2 separate regions of the Homo sapiens genome follow, and region 2 is linked to region 1. Evidence: read pairs that join two places in POLR2A ChIA-PET (ENCODE). Cell type or tissue: PC-9. All regions are shown on one strand. Each heading gives the region's core, and the rest is flanking DNA. Links, peaks and the distances in the headings are about the cores only. Region 1 overlaps BCAR3 (BCAR3 adaptor protein, NSP family member). Region 2 holds the start of LOC102723480 (a long non-coding RNA gene).

What was found. Peaks named below come from ENCODE experiments on the same cell type or tissue, not always from the same donor. Only the 100,000 strongest peaks of a DNase experiment are listed, where the experiment ranks them.
Region 2: POLR2A ChIA-PET joins it to region 1 with 10 read pairs; 2 of 35 experiments call an interaction of 5 or more read pairs at or near these places.

What each region holds. Positions count from the first base shown.
Region 1 is chr1:93,576,024-93,584,352 of GRCh38, forward strand. It overlaps BCAR3 (BCAR3 adaptor protein, NSP family member), which reads right to left. Exons shown (of 12, transcript NM_003567.4): 6 at 7,995-8,098; 7 at 6,278-6,930; 8 at 1-106. Among named protein-coding and RNA genes, the nearest start is that of BCAR3-AS1, 12 kb to the right of the region's middle. In PC-9, for the core only: no CTCF peak of the experiment used is centred there; DNase peaks (open chromatin) are centred at 3,588 and 4,038; H3K27ac peaks cover 6,049 bases.
Region 2 is chr1:93,688,990-93,697,318 of GRCh38, forward strand. LOC102723480 (a long non-coding RNA gene) reads left to right here and starts at 4,162. Exons shown (of 4, transcript XR_947602.3): 1 at 4,162-4,526; 2 at 5,025-5,185; 3 at 5,290-5,456. It also overlaps a transcript of BCAR3 not described here. RefSeq lists enhancers at 4,010-5,209, 4,219-4,388. In PC-9, for the core only: no CTCF peak of the experiment used is centred there; DNase peaks (open chromatin) are centred at 4,122, 4,482, 5,292, 6,082 and 2 weaker places; H3K4me3 peaks cover 4,147 bases; H3K27ac peaks cover 6,143 bases.

The DNA of each region.
Region 1 (8,329 bases), core at 246-8,245:
TGTCCAGGCGCAGCTGGTGTCCGTGAGGCAAGGTAATGAGTTCCAGGCCTGAGCTCACCCCCATGTTCCTCCTCATCTCTTCAGAGACTCCAAGTATCCTAGCAACCTGTCAAGAGCCAAAGTTGAAATACACTGGATCAGGAAGTGGGCTTGCCTGATCATGAATTCAGCATATGAGAAGAAACACACTGAACTACGATGGCGTGGACACTTTATGAGTTACATTTCTTTATAAGCAGCTGCTGACAATGCTGTTCTTATATGATGTTTAGGGTGTTTAAATACACATAGTACAGTATAAAACTTAGGGGGAAAAGAAAGACTGGTGGGAGATGCTGACACTGCTCTGCAGATCTACAGATTTGTTAAGTGTTTCTGCCCAGCCAGAGAACAGTTTAGTTCTCTGAGCTTTTGTCTGACACCGGCCGGATCCTGCTGCGACGTTTTGCTGCCAACAGCAAGGCTGCATGTGTTCGGAGCTGACCGATCCCCTGCAGTGGAAGAGCAGAATCTCATCCAAGAGCCTCTCCGCTGTGGGCTTTGCCATTCATGTTCTCACTTAACAGCCACAGCTGGCTGCTATTACCCTTAATTACGCTTCTCCTGGGCTCAGTAAATGCTCTATACGTCTGGAAACTATTAAAAATGTGTACAGTGATTGGAAACCTGAGCTCTCAAACACTCTTCTTTCTCCTGAGAGGCTTTTCTTAAAATCTTTGTCCCAGACAGCTCTCAACCCATCTCAATTCTAGTATGTAATCTCAGTTTATTAGAATCAGGTATTAGTTATTACAATGTCATGGAGAAGTGTTACAACTGAGCCAGTGTGTCTCTAAAATGGGGCCAATAGGCCAGGCAAGGTGGCTTATGCCTCTAATCCCAGTGCTTTGGGAGGCCAAGGTGGGGGGACTGCTTGAGGACAGGAGTTTGAGACCAGCTGAGCAACATAGCGAGACCCCATCTTTACAAAAAAATTAAAAATTAGCCAGGCATGGTGGTGTGTGCCTGCAGTCCTAGCTTCTTGGGACACTAAGACAGGAGGATCACTTGAGTACAGGAGTTTGAGGTTGCAGTCAGCTATGATCATGTCACTGTACTTAAGCCGGGGTGAGAGCAAGACACTGTCTCTAAAAACAAAAGAAAAATTAAACGGCGGCTAATGACACCTCACAGCACAATGATGTACTAAGAGTGGAACTAACAGATGCAACAACAAGTCTAGCCACCTGAACACACGGCAGGCATGGGACGGTTCCTCTCCTTGATCTGGTACACTTGTCCTCAACCTTAATTACCCCAGGCTATCAAAACACATCTGGATGTTTAGGTGGTATTACTAACCCTACCCTGTAACTTCTGTGGCTGAACTACTGTCAACCCTGAGGGGATGACCCTGTGGATGAGCTCTCTAGTGGTAGACGCCACGACAGGATGCAGAATTCCTACTGTGCTCCTACCTGTGCTCTCTGGGCCTCAGTTTCCCCTTTTCTAACATAACTGCTAAGTTCACCTTTCTCAAGGACTTTGCAAAGGATTCAGATAACTTTAGAACCCCTAAAAGCTACCTGAAAATACAAGTTTTGAATCATCAGCCATGTGGAAAGGGGAAGAATTCTGGCCAGATCTTGGGAAAGAGATTTACAACTTGACCTTGGCAAGGCAGCCCAGACGCACGCCATGCACGCTTCCTCGCATATTTAGACAGCTGCCCTCTGTCAGAGGTCCCAAACCCTGTACTTCTGAGGGGTGTCCCCCACGCTCTGGGTGGCGAGATTAAAAGGCCTGTGATTGATTCAGGTTTGCTCTGGAAAACCTGGCAGATGGGCGGCGGCCCCTGCTCTCCAGTCTGCATTTCGTCGGCACATATATGCCATGCCTGGGTCACTTCCCTGGAGCCACGCCTGCTTGCCTGAGGGCTGAGGGGATCCCAAGCTCACACCGCAGGGCCTGCATTAGGTTCCCTGACAAATGCCCAAGGTTATGCAGCTCACTGACACAAAGGAAGGACAAACATGTCTAGAGCATTTACTGTGAGCCGACTCCACAGGGCAGGGTGGCAGAAGCACCCCCGATGAGGCTTCCTTCTGCCCTCCAAATCTTAGCTGGTCTGCTCTGCTGCATCTCTGGACTCCACCCTCTGCTCCTTCTTCCACTGCCTTGGAGGCTGCTGCACGGACCCAGGAGAGCCCTGATGGGGTCCCGGCCCAGCCCTCCTCCCAGCCGCAAGGGCCTTTCTAAAATGCCATGAGATTGCCTGGCTCCACTCACTGGTTCTGTTCCCCTTGGCACAGAGGATCAGATCTGCACCCAACTCAACTGTAAAGTGCCTTGAAGGCAAGAAACTGGTATGAGCCCAGAAGTAGAGACTTAGAAAAGACGTATGAAGCCCTCCCACACCCCACCCCTAACCCCATCTTCTTCCACCCACACAGAATGAATCTGCTGTAAACCAACCCCTCTCTCCATGGGTTTTGACAACTAAGTGTCTGTGCATGTGCGTTGCCTGCCGTCTGCAAGATGCTTTTGGTGTTCATCGGGCCAAAGATGCAGCCTTCCAAACTCATCTTGGACATCTCTGCCCCATCTCCACACCCAACTCCCTGTTCAAGGCCCTGCCCAGAGGCCCCACAGCTCCTGTGCCTTCCCCTGCAGGGCGTTTCCCACCTGGGTTGTGGCCCAAGTTCCTGCATCACTGTCCCTCCCCAGCCCACCCCCACCTGATAGCAGGTGCTCCAAGAGCAGAGACCACAAGCTGCCCTGGCACAGTAGGCGCTCAGTCAAAGCTGAATATATAACACGGATAAACACTTAGTGCTCACTGTGGGCTAGGCAAGGTGCCCTGGGCTTTTAATATATTATTATCTCATTTAGTCCTCGCTGACCACCTGGGTAGCTGTATTCCTTACAGACAGGCACAGAAGGGGAGGCTGTTCAGCTGATGTGGCAGAGGCAGGATTCAGGCTCAGTCGGGCCAAGTGCTTCACTACTGGTCCTCACTTCTAGCTATAGGCAAAGACCTTGCGCACGGTGGGAGGGGCTCAGTGGCTCCTAACTAGGCCCTTGGGGGGTGGGGGCATGGACACAGCAGGACAGGGAGCCTGGAGGGCTCTTAGGACCACCCACTGTCCTGATGGCCTATCTGGGCATCTGCCCACATGGCTGGGAACAAGCACGCGGGGCCCAGATGCTAGCCAGAGCCTGCTCTCAGCTTCTGGGTGGCCCTGTCTGGGCTGCCACTGCACTTGGGATAGGAAACAACAGGTCTTGTTGTATTTCCCTCTTAGAGATGCTGATTGTGCCCGCTTGGAAGTCAGTGGTTCCAGGAAGATAACATGGAAATGGTGGTAGACTCCAGAGACAGGGAAGAAGGAAGTTTCAACATAGCCCTGCCCTGGGGCTGGGTGGGCAGAGTCCAGGCTAGCTCCTGCTCGCTGCCTGGGGACCCCATCCAGCCCCTTGTCCAGGGGTGCCTGCAGGCAGACATGAGAGTGAGGCCCCACTAGGAGGACAAAATGCACCACAGCAAGCCAGGGAGACTGCATTCTTCAGTTGGGAACATCCTTGGGGTCTAGTTTCATGGCTACCAAAGGTAGTGGGCAGGTCCCAGGCCTCCTGCCAAGGGCGGGCAGGCAGGCATCTCTCCTCCACCTAGAGGATCATTAAGCCCTGCCCAGGGCCACAGGAAGGATTCATTCCCCTGGGAATCGGGCTGCTCTGTAAACCCAGGCCTGTTTCTACGAGGAGCTTCCTCTATGGAGAACCCACGCAGGTTCATACCAGGCCAGAGTCTCCCTCCTGGCCCACTGACATGGTTCTGCTCTCAGATTCAGGGCCCAATGTGCCTGACTGACTAGAACAGAAATCCTCAATCCTCCTACCTCCCAAACAGGTTAAGCTCGCTTTAAAGTGAGGTCCGGATAACTTCGCAAATTGCGTGACTACCTGTGAGCACTGCCCGAGGCCATCTGGCCAAAAGTACAGCAGGCCCTTGTTCTTCCAGTGCAGCCCTGGCTCTCTTCTCAAGGCCTGCTCAGCAGAAGTCCACCCTCAGCCCCACCTCCCAGGCCTGGGCAATGAGTTACTCTGGTTTCTGAGTCATCCCTCAAGTTCTGTTGTCAGCAAGGGTCTTGTTTACTCCAGGATGGTCAGCAGCTGCCTAAAGTTCCTCAAGCCTGTTTTGGGGAGCCCTCCATCAACTTTGGCACTCCCTGCAGGAGTGTTCTGAGACTGGACTTCTTGCCATGATTCAACACATAGGAAGGAAAACCCAGTTCCTAAATAAGCCCTGACGTCTGAAGCTAATTGACTTCACTGAGCTACAAATAAAAAAGGGCTTCAAATGCCCAGGAACCAGCCTCTTTATATTGAAAAGATGGACCGAGCCCACCATCGCCTGAGACAACATCTGGTGTCTAGAATACAGTCAGCCCTCCTTATCCGTGGCTTCTGCAACAGTAGATTCAACCAACCAAGGATCAAAAATATTCAGGAAAAAAAAAAAAAAAGCTGCATTGGTATGAAACATGTAGACTTTTTTCCTTGCCATTATTCCCTAAATAATGCAGTATAATAGCTATTTACAAAGCATATACGTTGTATTAGGTGTTGTAAGTAATCTAGAGATGATTTAAAATCTACAGGAGGATTGCATAGGTTATATGCAAATACTATTCCATTTTATATAAGGAATGCAAGCTTCTGTGGATTTTGCTAGCCACTGAAGGTCCTAAAACGAATCCCGACGGATCTGAAAAAGTGACTTAATCTCTCTTAAGGATGAGGTTGCTTTGGGACCACCTATGAACAAAAGTCACTTACATCTAAAATAAACGTTTCCTACAAAAAAATGGTGATGGGCCGGGTGCGGTGACTCACACCTGTGATCCCAGCACTTTGAGAGGCCAAGGCAGGCAGATCACTTGAGCTCAGGAGTTCAAGACCAGCCTGAGCAACATGGCAAAACCCTATCTCTACAAAAAATACAAAGAGTTAGCCAGGTGTGGTGGCATGCGCCTGTGGTCCCAGCTACTCAGGAGGCTGAGGTGGGAGGATCACTTGAGCCTGGGAGGCAAAGGCTGCCATGAGCTGTGAACGCACCTCTGCATTCCAGCCTGGGTGACAGAGTGAGACCCTGTCTCAGAAAAAAAAAAAAAGGTGACAATGTAAATATTTAATCACATGGAAAGACAGTCATGTTTGTCAATGAAAGGTTCAGGGTTTGGAATAGTGTGTACAGACCTGTGGCAAACAGATATTACACATGCAATTATTTACATGTATCCATTTACAGAGAAAATAATAATGTTTTTGCGTAAACCAAATGCTGACAATGGTGATCTCCAGGAAACTGGATTTGTGTGGTTTTATCTTTTAATCTGTATTTTAGAATTTTTTTTTTTTTTTTGAGACAGAGTTGTGCTCTTGTTGTCCACGCTGGAGTGTGATGGTGCAATCTCAGCTCACCACAACCTCCGCCTCCCAGGTTCAAGCAATTCTCCTGCCTCAGCTTCCAGAGTAGCTGGGATTACAGGCGTGTACCATCAAGCCCAGCTAATTTTGTATTTTTAGTAGAGACGGGGTTTCTCCATGCCTCAGGCTGGTCTTGAACTCCTGACCTCAGGTGATCCACCGCCTAGGCCTCCCCAAGTGCTGGGATTACAGGCTTGAGCCAACATGCTCCGCCATTTTAGAATTTTTCTAAATTGAGGAAGGATTATTTTAAAAATCAAGGTAGCTTTAAAGATGTTTATACTAAAGATCATTTTAGTAATAAAATAAATATGTAATGCATAAGTATAATGTAATAAAAATAACCAAGGTCTGCTACTCCAGAAACTACATTTTCATCTACAATCTACTCTCCTGTAGCTTTGGCTTTACCAATTCTGATGGAGCTGAGGCAAGGGGGTAGTTTATAAATAAGCACCAGGTGTGAGGAGGATTCTGTTGCAGCTGCTGATGCCAGCAGGGGTGGGTGGGAGAAGAGGGCGGCCCCCACCCCCGGCAGCAGCCTGCCATCCCTCTGTCTGAGATGAATTTTATAAGCTTCCTGCTTGGGCAAAGGTTGTCCCAGCTTGTGGTTCCCACCCCTTAAATAAATTCCCATGCTGGTGTTATCTTCAGACTTTCCTATGGGCAAAGCATTTAATGGGTGAGGCAGAGTGAGGCCAGATGGATCCCCTCCTTCCAAACCTACAAAAGCCAGAGGAGCACCGGGACCCCTAGCTCTTACCAAACCTTGAAAAGCCAGAGGAGCACCAGGACCCCCAGCGCTTACCCTGCAGTCCATGCTCAGTACGTGCTGGGCGATGACCTTGGGGTCGTTGTTGGTGAACAGTTCTTTTGCACGTTTCAACATTGCTGTTTCCAGGGGCTTATTCTCAGGGGGAAGGAACTTTGACTCAAACTCGTTGGGCCTGAAGGAGGAGACAGTCTCCAGGAGGGGCGTCACAAACTCGCCCTTGTCCCACTGCCCCTTCTCCATCTGAGCTGCCGCAGGTTCCCAAGGTCTTTCCCTGTCATCATCATCAAGGATCAAGTAGTTGACGCCAGAGTTCCGGGGACCTGGCGCCTCATTCTGCTTGGCTGTGAGCAGTTCTGTGTGGCTTCCCTGGGCACATGAGGGTAGCTTTGCTCCCCTGCCGCAGCCTGTGGCAAACGCTGGGTTCAGTTCACAGTAGTTGGCCTCTGAGTTGAGCCAGGCAGAGGGAGACGAGGGAACCTTGAGGAACGGCACCTTGCAGGGCTTAGGCGGGGGCTTAGGGCACAGTTGACTGTCTGATCCCCTCAGCGCCTCCCCAGCCCTGGCGTCTGAGGAGACCCTCCGAACCACTGCTGGGCTCAGGGCAGGCTCGCTTCCCGTCCTGAACACAGGTGAGTTTGGGCAGGGGCTTGTGTCCACACCCGAGGACTGAGGTGGCAGCTTGCAGCCTGTGGGGGATAAGAAAAGGTCAGAGAAAGCTCATCTGTGTGGAGAATATAAAACAAACAAAACCAGAGTGGCAGCTCCCCAGCCCTCCATTCATGCCCTTGGGCTTCAATTTTCATTTTCATTTCCAAAAGAAAATTCAGTGTGACTGTCCCACGCCCAATCTCAGGGAGTCTACAGCATCGTGAGGGCTGGGCTGGGCTTGCCCCATCCCACACTCCTGGGTGCAAATAGAAATCCCGGGGACTGCTGACACCTGGGCTACAAATGTTGTATGGTCATAGAAGGCTGGGACAGTCAGAATGATAAAATATATGAGCGAGGAGGGCATGAATAATGTAATCTTGCCCTAAGAAACAGAAGTCGTTAGCCACCTAAAATGCCACTCTCAAAGGGTGGATCCCAGCCAGCTTCCAAAGGAGAGCTGGAGACAGGGAAGGGAAAAGAGACACTGGGGTAACCTACATGGAGGTAGTTTACGCAGGGGCATTAGGAAAATCCCTTTGTGGTCCCAGGGAAAGTCAGTTATGAAAATAATGAAAACAACCCCCTGTCTTACTAATGTAACTGCTTAGTAGGTCTCCCCATACCCCATACCTTATCACTCTTCCAGCCTTGGAAGCAGAATGGAGAGGAAGGGGAGTTGGCCTGGACAGCTGTTCTGCCAAAAGCCCCAGGATCCACCCGCCCACCCGGGAAAAGGGAGTAGGCTCATTTGTCATGAAGACTACCAGTTTTTAAATGGGCTTGAATCAGAAAACCTGGGTTCAAATGCTGGGTGATTCTGGACAAGTTACTTAACCTATCTGTGCCTCAGTTTCCTCAGCTGTGAAATGGCAATAATCATGCCTACCCTGAAGGCTTGCTACGAGGCCTAAAAGCTGGCATACGGTGTCTAGCTCAGTGCTTCGCCGCCGGATATAATTCTGCAAACCCATTCCCCTCCAGGCTGCAGGCCTGAGGCCTTGTGTCGTTTTCGAATGAGACAACTAGATGGGGCAGGGTAACAGCCTGAAGGAAACCAGGGTAACACTGACGTTCTCCCTGAAAATTCCCCGAAACATACCAATCGGCAGGTAGCTCTCTGACTGGTGGGCTTTGAGGGACAAGGCTCTTCTGTCCTGCATGTGATCCAGGCAGGCGGGCTGGCTACCACTCTTTTCTTTGTTTCTGAAGTAAAAGACACATAGGATGGAAATGTGTTACTAACGTGTAAAATAAAACTTTTAGGCAATGCCATGGGAACTTAAACAAAAACAAAAAAAAAGAAAACTGCTCAGAACGAGAGTGCTACAGCATACCCTAAAAGTAAAGGAATGACCGCTGGAGAAACAAATTACTGATGGGACGATTAATATATGACTGTGTTGTGTACTCCATCCCCCTGTCCCCATGACCAAT
Region 2 (8,329 bases), core at 194-8,193, 110 kb after region 1:
ATATTTTAAAAATATAAACAAAGTTTTAAAAATTCATTGAGCATCTACCATATGGAAAGCATCACTAGCCCTGGGAGGTATGAAAGTGATCACATTACCAGGACTTTCATCCTAGCAGGGAACATGGCATGGATCTGGAGTGAGAGAAGGATGAGCTGCAGCAGAGCTCCCAGTGCTGTGGGAACGCAGAGAAGGGAGAGATTAAAAGTGCTGGGGGCTGGGCGTGGTGGCTCATGCCTGTAATCCCAGCACTTTGGGAGGTTGAGGCCAGTGGATCACCTGAGGTCAGAGGTTCGAGACCAGCCTGGCCAACATGGTGAAATCTGCCTCTACTAAAAATACAAAAATTAGTGCTCACTTTGGCAGCACATATACTAAAAAAAATATAAAAATTAGCCGGGTGTGGTGGCACGCGTCTGTAGTCCCAGCTACTCAGGAGGCTAAGGCAGGAGAATCACCTGAACCTGGGAGACGGAGGTAGCAGTGAGCCGAGATCGCACCATTGCACTCTAGCCTAGCAAACAAGAGCAAAACTACATCTCAAAAAAAAAAAAAAAGTGCTGGGGACAGACTGTTGATGCTGGTGATGCCCATAAAAATAAAGAAGAGGGAGGAGTTGTAGGGGGGCAGGGAGCTTGATTATGGAAATGAAGAGAGAGGAAACAAATGTATGTAAAACCTAGTGGCGATGGCCACCTGACTGCCTTCTTGAGTTATGACCGGAAAGGGCTCAGTTTAGATGCTTCAGGCTACCCTGGGGTTGGGGGTGGGTGGTGATGATGAGCTGTGCTGCCTTGTTCTAGCGCAGGAGGAATGCAGATGGTTGAGGGAAATGCAGGGAACAGAAAGCATTTATGCTTCACCAACTCCCCTATACAGAAGGAGCCAGACTGACAGAAAAACCTGACTTGCTTGGATGTACCAACTCAGTCTCTGAGAGCAAAGTCAGCCTTCCAGGGGTTCACTTTCCTGTACATACTAAGATAAACATCCTAAAATGCTCATGGCAGCATCATTTACAGATAATCTGTAGAGGAATTATTTAATTATAGCACATCTATACCTGGCATGCACTCTGCAGCTGATAAGAATGAGGTAATTCCATAGGTACCGATAGGCAGCTGTGAAACGTTAGGTGAAAAATACAAGTTGCCCTTTTCATGTGAAAATAACAGACTTCTGTAATTGTGTGCATTTGTGTGGGATTATGTACAAATGTCTTGAAGAATTTCCTCCCATCAAACCGAGAAGTGAAGCTGACTGGTGAGCACAAAGGGATGCTCCTTTTCTTTCATGTTATTCTAAACTGACTTTTTTCTGATTATCACTAATTACTTTTATTTTGTTTTATAATTTACACAGTGCTTACTATGTGCCTGGTACTGTTCTAAGAACCCTACATACATTAACTCATTTGATTTTGACAATAATCTTATAAGGTGGCACTGTTCTTTTCCCCTTTTACAGATGAGGACATGGTCCTTGCCCAGGTCATATAGCAATATGTAAAGGAGCTGAGCTCTGAACCCAGGCCATCTAGTTCAGACTTTGTGCTCTTAATCACTAGGGTTCAGTGCCTCAAAAAGACTAAATAAACAAATAGCACTGCTTTTAGAATCAGACACATCTGCATTTGAATCCCAGATTTTGCAAGTTAGCTGTGCAATTCCTAGCAACTGTCTGAATTCTAGATCAGTTTCCCCATATGTAAGATGAGGATAATAGTTACATACCTCATGATGCTGTTGTGAAAATTACAAAAAATATGTTTAGTGCCAGGCACTTAGTGAGCACTTGATAAATGTAGACTATTTTGACTATCGAGATTAAACTACTAGGCCTTTAATGTATATTCGTTTTCTAGGCCATTTTCTTGACTGGCTGCCTGACATTATTGGGTGCTTCAAGGGTGAGTGGAAAGGGGGAACTTGGGAAAAAGGGGGAATCTGACTGAAAAAGTAGAAAATGCTAAATTAACACTTCTGTTTCACAGTTTTGCCTAAACCGAGTCCAATTAAACCATTAAGATGAATAATATGTGTATGAGTTTTAGAGTCATTCTGGGGTAAAATATCACTATACTCAGGAGGAGAATATGGAGCCTCAGGGATTGCCCAAGGCCACTGAGCAAATTACATAGCAGAGCCAGGACTGAAGGTGAGACATTCTAATTCCACATCCCATCCTCTTTCCACAACACCCACTGCCTGAGCCAGTGTGGGGCTATCAGGGTTGGGAAGTGGTGACTTCAGCCTCTCAGAAGGAAAGCATTATAGAAATGATAGTGGTAATGGTCCCACTGGGGAACAGCCTCCCATTACTTCACAGGCTGCTGTTGCTGAGTGGGAAAAATGGTCTCCCCTGCACTTCAGAGCTAAATCGAAGCAGGGGCAAGTATGACAGACACACCCCTTCCCTGTGGGGTACACACAGCCTGGGGTCAGATTACTGTCCCTTTCTCTCGGCTGTTTAAGGTGCTTATTTTTACAGGAGTTATCATTCTACAAAGCAGGACACAATCCACCCTGCAAGAGACAGGCGGCCTTGGCAGGCAGGTGGTTGCCAGTGGGTGGTGGGAGGGGCCAGATTAGAGCCTTGGTCCTTGCTCCCAGCTCAGCAGCCTCCTGCTTGTGCCTGTTCCTTCCTCATTTTCCACCCAGGAGCAGAAGGGGCAGGCAGAGCCCAGGAAGGAATGTGCATCTGTGAGGCTCTGACCAGCAGCCCATTTTTCAGGCTCAGTCAATCCCTGCAAAGTAAGGGTCATTATCCCATTTTCCAGGAAAAAAAAAATGCAAATGGAAATGGACAGGAAAGACCAAGAGTTCTCAGCCTTTTTTCTAATAAGACATGAATATGTACAATTCACTCCCACGTGAGTGGCAGGGGTGTACGATCCCACACCATTCTCTTTCACTCAAGAGACCTTTTGCTGCTAAAATGTGGACAACTCTTAAAGCTGGACTTGGTTACACTATTCTCTCTACTTTTGCATATGGTTGAAAAATGCCATGATGAAAAGTTAAATAATGTTTCTAAAATTCCTTTGGAATGCAAGTGAGTGAAAGTGGTGCTATGATAAAGACAATCTAGGGTTGGCCAGTTTGATTTTTAAATAAGTGATTTATAACTGACACTGCATCATTAGGAATGAAGTGCTCGCCGCACAGCTCGGCATCCAGTGCAAGAGCAGCTGGCACAGCAAGCTGGAGGGCTGCAAGAGGCTGTCAGTTTGGCCCTTTCCTCTCTGGTTCCTTCCTCACAGGAACCCCCCTCCCCAGTGCACACACAGCTGCTGTGGGGCACTGCTTTTGCCTCCTCTTGTGTGGTAACCATTTGGAACTGCTTTTAATGGTGCTGTCGACAGTACTGAGGTTTCCAAATGGTAAGAATAATTTCCAGATAGTAACACAGTCAAGCATAAGGAGACACACAAGAATTGGCCTAGGTGTCTGCAAAGAGGGAGAGAGCACCAAAGGTTCTGATGGGGGAAACACAAACTAAATATGAATCATAAAAGCTATGCTTACCAGCCCAGGGCTAAGAACTTTGTGTGCATCATCTGAGTTAATCCTTTCAGCAACCTAGAGAGGTGGGGGTTATTAAGCCCTTTTTATAGACGAGAAAATGAAAGCACAAAAAGGCAGAGTAACCAGCCAAGTTCACAGAGCTGGGATGTGGAGCTCCCTAAACTGGCCTCCCTGACTCCACTGCCCACTTCATCTCCCAGTGTGAACCCTTGTTCCTCAGAGTGAGTGGGAGAGTTTGGGGTTGATTGCTTGAGCGTGGTGTGGAATGGCACAGTGAATCTTAAGAGAAGCAAGCAAGCTGGGTTAGGTAAACTTAGCCCAGTGCCTGGCACTTGCTAGGCATTCCATAGATATTTGAGATTTGGACTTTTGAACAGAGTTTCAGACATAGGGTCAGAGTGTGTGGGGGTCTCAAGCAGGTCAGGAACCACAGTCAAGCCTCTACATACACTTGAATTTTCCCCATGGCAGGAACCCACATTGAAGGTTCACAGGTGTGTCCTAGCGCCGTCCTGGGGCTGTGGAGCAGCTGCCTCTCCAGTGCCCGGGGTTTGCCATAAATGCCGAATCTCAGCCCCACCCTAAGGCACTGACTCAGAACCCACATTTTAACAAGCCTCCCAGTGACCTGTGTGAGAGGCACTGCTCCAACTCAACAACCCTCCTGCAAGGGAGCAAGCCAGCAGTCATCCTTCTACCCAGTACAGGGGAAATTTCTTTTTCCTGTACTAGGCTTAGGGAATAGCACTTTGGGGGGCTAACCCCTGGTGCTGCCCTAACCTCTTCCTCACAAAACCTTTCATACAGCTGTGAGAGGCAAACTTCTCAGTTGTCAGCATTTCCAGGAAGAAAGAACCCCTTGAGTGATCTCCATGTGACCTCGTCTGTCTCAGGTTCATGAACATGAAGGTGAGAGCAGCTCTTCCTCACAGCATGACCAGGCAGTGACAAACACGCCACATGGAAGGAAATGAGTGAACAATCCTCGCATATTCTGAAGTGAGTCATTGGCCTTTCTTGTGGACTGGGTACTGGATGATTAAATTTCTGGTTTCTGTTTCTTATTTCAGAATATATTGATGATGAACACATAGCGTCCCCCAAAGTGCAAGGTGCTGGGGACAACAGATCAGGTGGTCCTTTAAAACACTTTATACAAAAATAATATTATACTGTTACCACCTTGGTAACACAGTAAAAATAGAGGACAGGTAAGATGCCTCTGTAAACACGGACTGCTGTGATTTTGGTGACTAGTAGGGGGCAGAAACTCGAAAGTAGCTCCAGGGACGCTCACCTCTTGTGCTCCTATCCCACTGTCCATCTCCCATCTGCTCTGGGCTCTCAGTGTGGAGTGGAGCTGATAGTGGTCTCCACCACCAAGGCTCTGCCTCTTGCTTGAGCCCCTGAGCACCTACTCTTGGCACTCTGTGTGCTTTGCCCACTTAATCCTCACGACAGCTCTTTGAGGCAGGTATTATTATCCCTATTTTATAGATGAGGAGATTGAGGTGCAAAGAGAGGCTAAGTTGCCCAAGGTTGCATGTCTAAAAAGTATCAGAGGATGAGAATACAGATCTGACCAGGATTCTAAAGCCCACGTCATTCCCTCCACACCTGGTAGCTTCAGCCTTGCCCAGCTCCTGGTGGAACTTCCGGTAAGGGATGCTCACAGAGCACAGGGTGGGGAGCTCCCCTGGCACGTGGAAATCACATCACACTGTTGGCTGGCAACTCCACTTCCATGTCAATCTGGTGCCAGCTCCGGGATCCTGAAATGCCCTGCATGAATCATCAAGGGACAAAAAGAGGAGACTTTCCAGGGACTGACGCCCTCCCAGCCACCGTGGGATCCCGGCTACTGTGACTGAGCCCAGTCATGACTCCAGAGTGCTTCACATCACATCATTCTTTCTCAGCATCCAAAATGTGAGTCCTCTGGGCATGAATTCTCTCCTCCACTCCACTCTCCATGGCTCTCCTGGTCCCTTCCTCTTTCTTCTCCCTACCCCTTTCTTTTCCAAACCTCTCATCCATTCTTCTCTATAGTCCCCTTCTCCATACTTGGAGGCCTATGCCTTCTTAATATCAACCTTCTCCAACTTTCCTGATCATTAAAGTCACCTGATCATCAGAATCATGCACATCCCCTGGCTCCTGTCCCAGAGGTCTGAATTGGAGAGATCCAAGTGAGACCTGGCAGCCAATGTTTAACAAGAGCCCATGTGTCCTTATGATCAAACACATTTGGGAGACCCCAAACCACACTCCTCCTGTTGTAATCCACCAAACACTGTTCCTAATTCACCCTGGAAATGGCTGGGGTCCTCAAAGCCACCCACTCCTGTCCTGTGACAGCACCTCCAATGCTCCAGCCTCAAAGTAAAATGACCTCCCAACTCTGATCACCTTCACCTGTGCTCCACCTCAGCCTACACTCTGGCCCACCTGGGCCTTGTTATTCCCTGGGACTGCTCCTCCCCTGACATCGTCAGGCCAATAGCCTCTTTCTGCCCACATTCCCCTCGCCCTCCCACATTCCTGTTCCCTGGCACCTGGCCCTTGAGCATAATCCTGTCATGCATCGACATCATTCTGGTCTATCAGGCCCCTCCTGGGCTTCCTTCTTCCTTCCCTGCCCACCCATGGTTAATCACATGAGCCAGTTTGTTGTCAGTCTGGACCCATATCCTTCTGTTGTACTTACTCAGGAACGCTCAGATTAATTCATTCCATCTTCTCTGAAATCTTCAGAGAAACCCCACAACCCTGCAGGCCCACCCCATCACAAATCTAGGGTAAGCTCAACTTCATCTAGAATTAGAGCCCATGAGGCCATCAGGCTCCAACTCCCACTCCTTTTCCCCCTACAATGGAACTGACATCACTGTCAACCTCTCCACCTGTCTCTTCACTGTCTCACTCCTGTGGTTCAGTAGAAACCCACCCAGTATGTTCTTGCTGCCATCCATCCCATTCCCATCCCACTCTATCATCACCCTCTTTCTCTCTATCTTTAATGCCTCCCTCTCAGCTGGCTGTTCCAGCTCAGCCAGTTAAGCTGCTCAAGTTTCCCTTGCCCTGAACAGCTTGCTCAATTTTATGCCCCTATCTACCATCTTTATCCAATCTCCTGTCTTCCTTTCACTGAAGGCTCTGTAATTCTCTGCAGTCAGGCCTGCCTCAGCCCCTCCTCTGAAATTGCGCTCCCTGAGGTTGATAATGACTTCTTCAGTGTATGATCCTGTGGACAGGATTCAGAACTTGTGTTACTTGGCTTTTCTGCTATATTTGACATTGTTGACTGCTTCCTCTTTTGTGAATCTTTCAGCTCTTGTGACCTCTGAGACACCGTTTTCTCCTGACTCTTTTGCTACCTCTCTGACAGTTTCCAGCCTGTCTTTCTGTGTGTCCTCTTTCCCCAACCACCTTGAAAATGGGCATATCCAGGTCCTGCACTTGGTCTACTCTGCCTGGTTATCACACATACTTCCACAGTATAATGCAACCTGCTACTGCTTCTCTCTTTTTTTTTTTTTCTTGAGACAGGATCTTGCTTTGTCGCCCAGGCTGGAGTGCAGTGGCAAAATCAAAGCTCATTGTAGCCTTGACCTCCCATGCTCAAGCAGCCTCAGCCTCCCGAGTAGTTGGAATTACAGGCATGAGCCACTGTGCCCAGCTCTGCCTCTTTAGCTTAGTTTTCACATCCAAATGGTTTGCTAAATGTTGATTATGGGACAGACGGTTTAAAATTTGCACACTCCACAGCCAGCTTCCTCTTCTCTTGAATTCCCACATATTAGGATGGCATCTCCATCCAGCTATTGCCCAAGCTGGAACCCTGGGAACCACCCTGGGTCCCAGTCTCTCTCCATTTCTACCCGCACACAAATAACACACAGCCAATCTCTCACCAAGGCCTGGGGACTTTATCCCTAAGGAATCCTCAAAGTCATGCCCTCCTCTCCTTCCCCCACCACCACTCTGGCCCAGGGTCCCTTCCTCTCTCGCCTGGACTCTCCATTGCTTCCCAGCTGGTCTCCCTCCCTCCCATCCTGCCCTTCTCCATTCTGTCTTCCATGCAGGCCCCAGAGTGATGTTTCTGAAAGGCAAGCTTGATCCATCCCTCTACCACTTAAAGCCCTTCAAGAGCTTCTTGCCACCCATAAGTGGAAATTCAAATTCCTCAGGATGCTTCCCCTGAACTCACCCTTTATTTGGTGCCTCCAAGCCATTGCTCCTACAGTTTCTTTCATTCTCTATCTAACCAACTCCCATCCCTTGCCCAGGCATCGTGTCCCCAGCAACTTCTCTTTTGGCTCTGGGTTGGCACTTCTCAAGCGTGTTCCTGTGTTACTTTCCACTTACCAGATTATATGGTAAATCCAGCTATTAGCTGTGGAGAGAAAGTTTGAAGACTGTTTTAAGGTGTTACAGCCTCCTCCAGCCCTGATTGATACTCAGTGACTGGGAGCTGGCGTCTCCGTGCACCCACAAATGTGTCTGAAGCCAGCCCTCCTCTCCTCCCTTAGCCTCTCACAGTGAAGCAGCAGGACCACCCAGGTACAGCGCACCTCGAGCTCTGCCCCTCAAAGGGAGTGGCCTCTCCTGGCTATTGGCAAAGCTACCAGAAACTTGGCTTCAGACCATTCACATCTAAACAGGTGGTCCAGATATTCTGGCAGGGATGTGCATGTGAGTTTAAAAGGGGGAGAGATGGAATCATAAAATGCCATGTTTTCAGACTACCCTAAACCCTAAGGGCTTAGGCTGTTCCTATTTGTGTAACCCAGTTGTGAGGG